Linked DNA regions of Homo sapiens: region 2 is linked to region 1. The links are chromatin contacts, found by Hi-C or POLR2A ChIA-PET in ENCODE. All regions are on one chromosome and are shown on one strand. Each heading gives the region's core, a stretch centred on a gene start or an enhancer-like site at or near the end of the contact. The rest is flanking DNA. Distances are from core to core; before and after follow the strand shown. Region 1 holds the start of DENND2C (DENN domain containing 2C). Region 2 holds the start of TSPAN2 (tetraspanin 2).

Region 1 (2,901 bases), core at 132-2,631:
TCCCAGCACTTTGGGAGGCTGAGGCAGGAGGACTGCTTGAGCTCGGGAGTTGGAGACCAGCCTGGGCAACATAGCGAGACCCTGTCTCTACAAAAAAATAAAAATAAAAATATTAGCCGGGGGTGGTGGTGCATGCTTATAATACTAGCTGCTTGGGAGGCCGAGGTGGGACGATTCTTTGAGCCTAGGAAGTTGAGACTTCAAGTGAGCTATGATTGGGCCACCGCACTCCAGTGTGAGTGACACAAAGAGACCCTGTCTCAATAAATAAATAGATAGACACATTATATAAGAATTTTTTTTTTTTTGGTGGGGGAAGCCCATAATGATCAGTGTGCAAAATTTACTACAAACAATATCCACATTTATTTCCTCATTGGGACATGATTTTTTTTAAGTATGTCATTACTTTTTTTTCCCCCATCATAGAATGTAATTTCTGTTTTACTGTCTACAGGTGATAGTTTCACAACGGTTTGGGATATGCTACCTTTATTGTTTGGGTTAAGTTTGCTTGTGACAGTCATCCGTGATACGTAACTAAACACCTCTCTTTCTGGTAGTCTTCTATTTTGGTACCTCTGTGTGAACAAATGTAGGAAGAGTTTGGTCACCAGACCCAAGAGGCTCTGGCTGGGTGGGGTGGGGTGGGGTGGGGCGGGGCGAGGCGGGGTGGGGTGGTTAGCGAGTGCCTGGGAAACAGGCTCAACTGATCCTTGTCCCGCAGCCTCGGTGAAACTGGGTTACAGCTTGCAGTAGGCACAACACCACGCACATACCTAAGCAAGAGCGTGTTGCAGGCGGAGCGCTTAGGCATGTGTGTCTCAACAGGGCGTGGGGGCTGACCTCACGCACTGGGAGTATCAAGGCACCCCCGTTCTGAGATTCCAAGCCTGAGGTGCCGCGAGAGTTATTTGCTTCTCTTGACGTTTCAAGTTGGCACCGTAGTGCAATTGTTTGCTCACTGAGGTCAGCCTAGGAAACAGTGCTTGGATTCCCTGATTAAGCCAGGCTTTATCTTGTTGAGTAGTTGTGAAGAGTAAACCTTCACATGAAGCATAGGGCCGTCTCCGTGGGGCCGATGCGACGGCAGGCGAAGGCGATGGAGCTCTGGCTCGAGGGCTTGGCCGGACGACGGTGACACTGGTCGCCCGCCTGCTGGAACTGCAGTGACCGAGGTCCTGGCAAGGTTCTGGCCATACAGCGGACTTGAGGCGTGGTGGTTCCCCTCACCGCCGGCCGGGGCGGTGTCGGAGGCGGGCATAGCGTGAGGGGTGGGAATAGGAGCCAATAAGAACTGAGCCTTGCCAGGGAGGGCGGGGCTAGGGGGTGGGGCTGCAGCCGGGACGGGGCCTTCGGCAGGGCCTGCGGGGGCGGGACGGAGCGGACCCGAGTGATACCCGGGAGACTAGCTTGGCCACAGGAGACAACGTTGAGGTACAGACAGGTAAGAGTCGGGGTGATTCGGCGCGGGGTTTTAAGCCGCAGGGGCTTCGGACTCTCGGGGCTGTCGGCATCACCCTTCTGGGCGTCGGGTGCGGGGCTGTGGCGCCGCGGCGTAGTCCTCGGACGGTGCGAGCCGAGCTGGCGGAGGTGGTGTCTCCGCGCCCCGCTGTCTCGGCACCTCCTCCGTCCGGAGGAGCAACCGGTTGTTGGGCCCAGCTTTGGGACGTCCTCTCGTGGCCGCACGGGTTGTGGCGGAGCCTGGCTGAAGACCTCCTCGCTACCTCAGGGGCTTGGGGACCCCTAGGCTGGGCGCCGCTCTCTGCTGGGGAAGAGGGAGGGAGCGCCCGGCAGCCTGGGGAAACGCGGGCTTTCTCCAAAATTAGCCAGTGAGCTTGAACTTCGACATGCTGGGACGATGCACTTCCAAACAATATTTTGCTTTTTTTGGTGTTTTGATTCTTAACAGCATCTAATACGCACAATACCGAAAGTTGTCAAGTAGAATTTTAATTTAAAAGTCTGACAGTGGAACACCTAAGAGCTTTTGAGTAACTAGAGCTGTATAGCAGCTGATGATTAGATTATGAGTCAAAAGGCTCAAGTCTAGGGCCAGAACCCGCGGAACCAGATGTGATACCTCGGCCAAATTAACTTCCTGGGCCTCTCTTTCCGTAACTGTGAAACTGGCAAGTTCATGCCTATGGGTATTCTCAGGGTCAAATCAGATGAGTGACAGTATTCTACAAATGTCAGATATTTGAACGTGCGTGTGGAGCGTGTATATTCTGTGAAGCAACTACTACTTGCCTGGTACATAGTAGGCACTTTACAAACGTTTACCCTAAAGCTAGTGATTCTTCTGCAGTGTTTTAGATAAAGTGATAGATCCTTGCTTACTGTGTAAATAAGTTGTTTAAACTTTTCCCACAAAGTGACCCCCATTGTTTGAGTGTGTCCTATTTTTAAATGATTGATGAAATTTTCTAGAATAGCACAGTGGTGTTATCTATACACTGTTGCTGAATCATTTACCGCGAAGTCTGTAGCAATCAAATAATCTACTTCTTTGTCTTAGCTAAATAGTTGTAGTTTAAGATACCTGCTAAAGTAAGCTGGGAATATTGTTCCAAATCAAGACTTTAATTTGTTTTTGTGAATTGACGGGCTGCTTATAGGAAGATTTAAATCTTCCAAAATATTGTTAATATATAGCCATATTTTTTCATACAGCCTTTATTATAGACGTTTTTGTTCTTTACTATGGATATGTGTGCGAGGGATTTTAGCGGGGAGATGGGAAATAAAAAAGAAAATGGCAGTTTTGTAACCTGTAGGCTTTTGCTGGGGATACTTGTAGGCCTGTTCTGAGTTTGCCAGGCAGAAACCAGGAAATGTAGTAATTATGTGTCTTGGTCTTTCATTAGTTGGGGTGTGTGTGTGTGTGTGTGTGTGTGT
Region 2 (2,855 bases), core at 126-2,625, 420 kb before region 1:
TACTAACTCATTTATCTTCACAACTCTATGAGGGGAGTACTATTACCTCCATGTTGCACGTGGGGACACTCGGGGCCAATGACAGTTTGGCACATTGGTCAGCCGACTGAAAGCTGTGATTTGGCTCCTGCCTTCCTGACTCACTCTGCCCCCACCAGGCTTCACTCGGGCTAACTGCGGTTCTCAGAACTCCCTTGGAGGCCTTGTTCTCTCCAGCTCTGTGCTTTTGCGCATGCTGTCTTCCTGGACTGATCTTTTCCGCCTGGGCTCCGTCTTCTAGACCAGATCAGGCCCCTCTCCTTAGCAATGCCTTTTCTGGTTAAGGCAGTCAGGCCAGGCACACCTGTCTAGCACCCAGCCCTTCTCTCCTCACCCTATTTGCTTACAGATCTGTCTCCAACACCAGAGACTGTGGTTCTGGGCCTGGCTGTCTCCTCATTGTTGAGTCCCTGGGGCTTGCTACTATGTCTGGCCTATAATAGGCACTCAAAGTTTTGCTGAATTTATGCATAAGCTCTCCGAATTTTGCTTTCTTGTCTCCCCCATACTGTCTGACACCACATATTGTAGACACTTAGTCAATGGAAGTGGGAGTCTGATTTTCCTGCCAACAGCCTAACTTAATAAAAACAAAGCAAAACAAAAACCGCCCCCTTCCCCTTTCTCCCATCTCCACATCATAATTAAGATCCCGAAAATTTGGGATCCTTCCAAGCCCTCCGATCAGTGGAACCCGGCAGGACATGAGAAGTCAGACTCCCTCCACTGGCCGGCTGGGTTGAGGGCAGCCCACAGGACTCAGGGCGCCGCCTCCCGCACCCTCTCTCAGTTCTTGCCTATTAAGGTAAGAGTCCCCCGAGGAGGGGGGAGGGGCCGGAGGGAGGGTCCCCTAGAAGCTGCTTGTGTGCTTGCTCCGCGCCGCGGAGCCGCAGCCCTGGACACTCAGTCAGGTGCCCCGCGACTGGTCCTGCCAGCTTCGGGGCAACCTCCGACCCCACTTAGCTCTTCTACCCGAGGTCACCTTCCTAGATTTCCATAGCCACGAGACCAAGTGCTTATCCCTCAAGCATCGCCCGGGCCTCAAACCGGTCTCCGCACAGGGCGCTGATTAAATGGGTCCCCAGTCCCCGGTGGGCGCTCCCGCCCTGCAGGTGCTCCGATAGCCGGCGGCGGTGCGCCCACTGGAGGGAAGGAAGGTGGTCCCTGGGTCCGGGAGAAGAGCGAACGTGCTCCCTCGGGCTGCTCGATCTCCACCCGCTGGCGCCCCCACCCGTCGCCAGCCACGCCGCTTGGGGTCCACGCGCCCCTCCCCGCCGGGCCCCGCCCCGCCCCCCGGAGGCCCCGCCCCGGTCCTCCCCGCTCCGCCCCCTCCCCGCCGGAGCCTGCCGCTCCCCGCGCTCGTAGCGCGGGCCTGGGGACTGGGGATCCCGCCGCCGGGCCGCAGCATGGGGCGCTTCCGCGGGGGCCTGCGGTGCATCAAGTACCTGCTGCTTGGCTTCAACCTGCTCTTCTGGGTGAGACCAGGAGCCGGGAGGGCCGGTCAGGGCAGGGGGCCGGGTGGCGGGCGCGGGGCCGGGGTCCCCGAGCTGCTGACTGCGGCGTCCGAGTCGCGCTCGTGGGGAGGGCTGGGTGCTCAAACGCGGAGGCGAGGAGAAGGCAAACAAAGAGGGAGGGGAGGGATGGAAGGGAGAGAACGGGAAGACAGAAGGTTGATCAATGAGAAATGGTGAGAAGGGGAGAGACACCGTGTGGCTCTTTCCTGGAAGGAACCCCCACCTGCCTTGGTTTTTATCTCCCAGCTAGTGACCCCAGGTGCGGGGACCCAGCCTCTCCTCACCTCCGGAGGACTTGGGTCCCTGTTCCCCTCCAGTCTCCCGTGCACACACCCCCTTTTCACTCTGCCTACCAGCTGGAACCAGGGCCTGGCCAGGGTGATGGGAGAGAAACCCCTGCCCTGGGGCTGCCTGGGGTGGTGCTCCATTCGAGTGTGTGGACACTGTACCTGGCTGTGATGGTTTTGTTTAGGAAATTGGAGATAGGAGTGAAAATTGTGGTGGGGGGGCGTCGTCCTTTTTCTGGGCATCAGGGTAAGAGTACCCCTGGGTGAGAGGAGGTGGTGGGTTCTCTTCTGAGAAGGGGATGGGGAATGGAAGGGCTTCTAAAGGGCAGCAGCAGCTCTCCACAACCCCCAGCCGCAGCCTCTGCTAAATACTAATTCTCCCAGAGATGATCTCATTCAACTTTGCAGGGTTTGATTGAACTGACAGCGTTCCCAGGATTCATGGTTCACAGAGAGATAGGATCTTGACCCTTGTCTCCTATATTATCGAGACAGGGATACAGCTAGACCAGACCTACATCCCTGGATACCCTGTCCCAGGGCCTGCAGGACTGTGAGACAAGGTCTGAAAATTGTCTTTTCTGCACATTTCCTCTTGGGCTTTCTTAAGAGAATGTCAGCCAGTGTAACTGCTCAGCTAGACCCTGAGGGGAAACATTGGATAAAGAGGTTTGAGAGCAGCCAGGGCCTGGGTGCTTTGAAACTACCAGGTTGGAGGAGGTGGCTGTCCTATCTGCTCTGGGGGACGTTGTCTTCCCATGATTGCAACTAATTAATTATTGAATGATGGGCTCCTCTTTTGTCTGTCAATCCATTAGCCCAGATGCCTGGGTGACTTCAGCAACTCCAAGCTCTTCAGTATCCTTCAGCAGTGGAAGGTGTGAAGGAGGTACCTCCTCGACATCCCCTGAACTTTAAAGAGACACATGGCCTTTGTACACGTGGGGATTTACATCAAGCATACTATAGGGAGAGGCGTTTCTGAAGACCCTTTATGTTGTATTTTTTAGGAATC

The links. Hi-C counts contacts between places; a loop is a spot of excess contacts on that map. ChIA-PET counts read pairs that join two places held with the same protein, here RNA polymerase II (POLR2A). Pooled maps may share reads with other maps.
Region 2: a map of ascending aorta shows a loop between it and region 1 (2.4-fold over the local background). The contact joins the promoter of TSPAN2 here to the promoter of DENND2C in region 1. A Hi-C loop is called at or near these places in 2 of 168 maps with a recorded cell type or tissue (ascending aorta and naive thymus-derived CD4-positive, alpha-beta T cell) and 8 of 50 pooled maps. POLR2A ChIA-PET finds 5 or more read pairs at or near these places in 1 of 52 experiments (WTC11).

What each region holds. Positions count from the first base shown.
Region 1 is chr1:114,668,529-114,671,429 of GRCh38, reverse strand. DENND2C (DENN domain containing 2C) reads left to right here and starts at 1,381. Exons shown (of 21, transcript NM_001256404.2): 1 at 1,381-1,447. It overlaps LOC124904354 (a long non-coding RNA gene), which reads right to left and starts at 1,019. Exons shown (of 2, transcript XR_007066465.1): 1 at 780-1,019; 2 at 476-581. RefSeq lists an enhancer at 1,008-1,167 and a silencer at 1,288-1,377.
Region 2 is chr1:115,088,023-115,090,877 of GRCh38, reverse strand. TSPAN2 (tetraspanin 2) reads left to right here and starts at 1,375. Exons shown (of 8, transcript NM_005725.6): 1 at 1,375-1,514. The coding sequence starts at 1,446.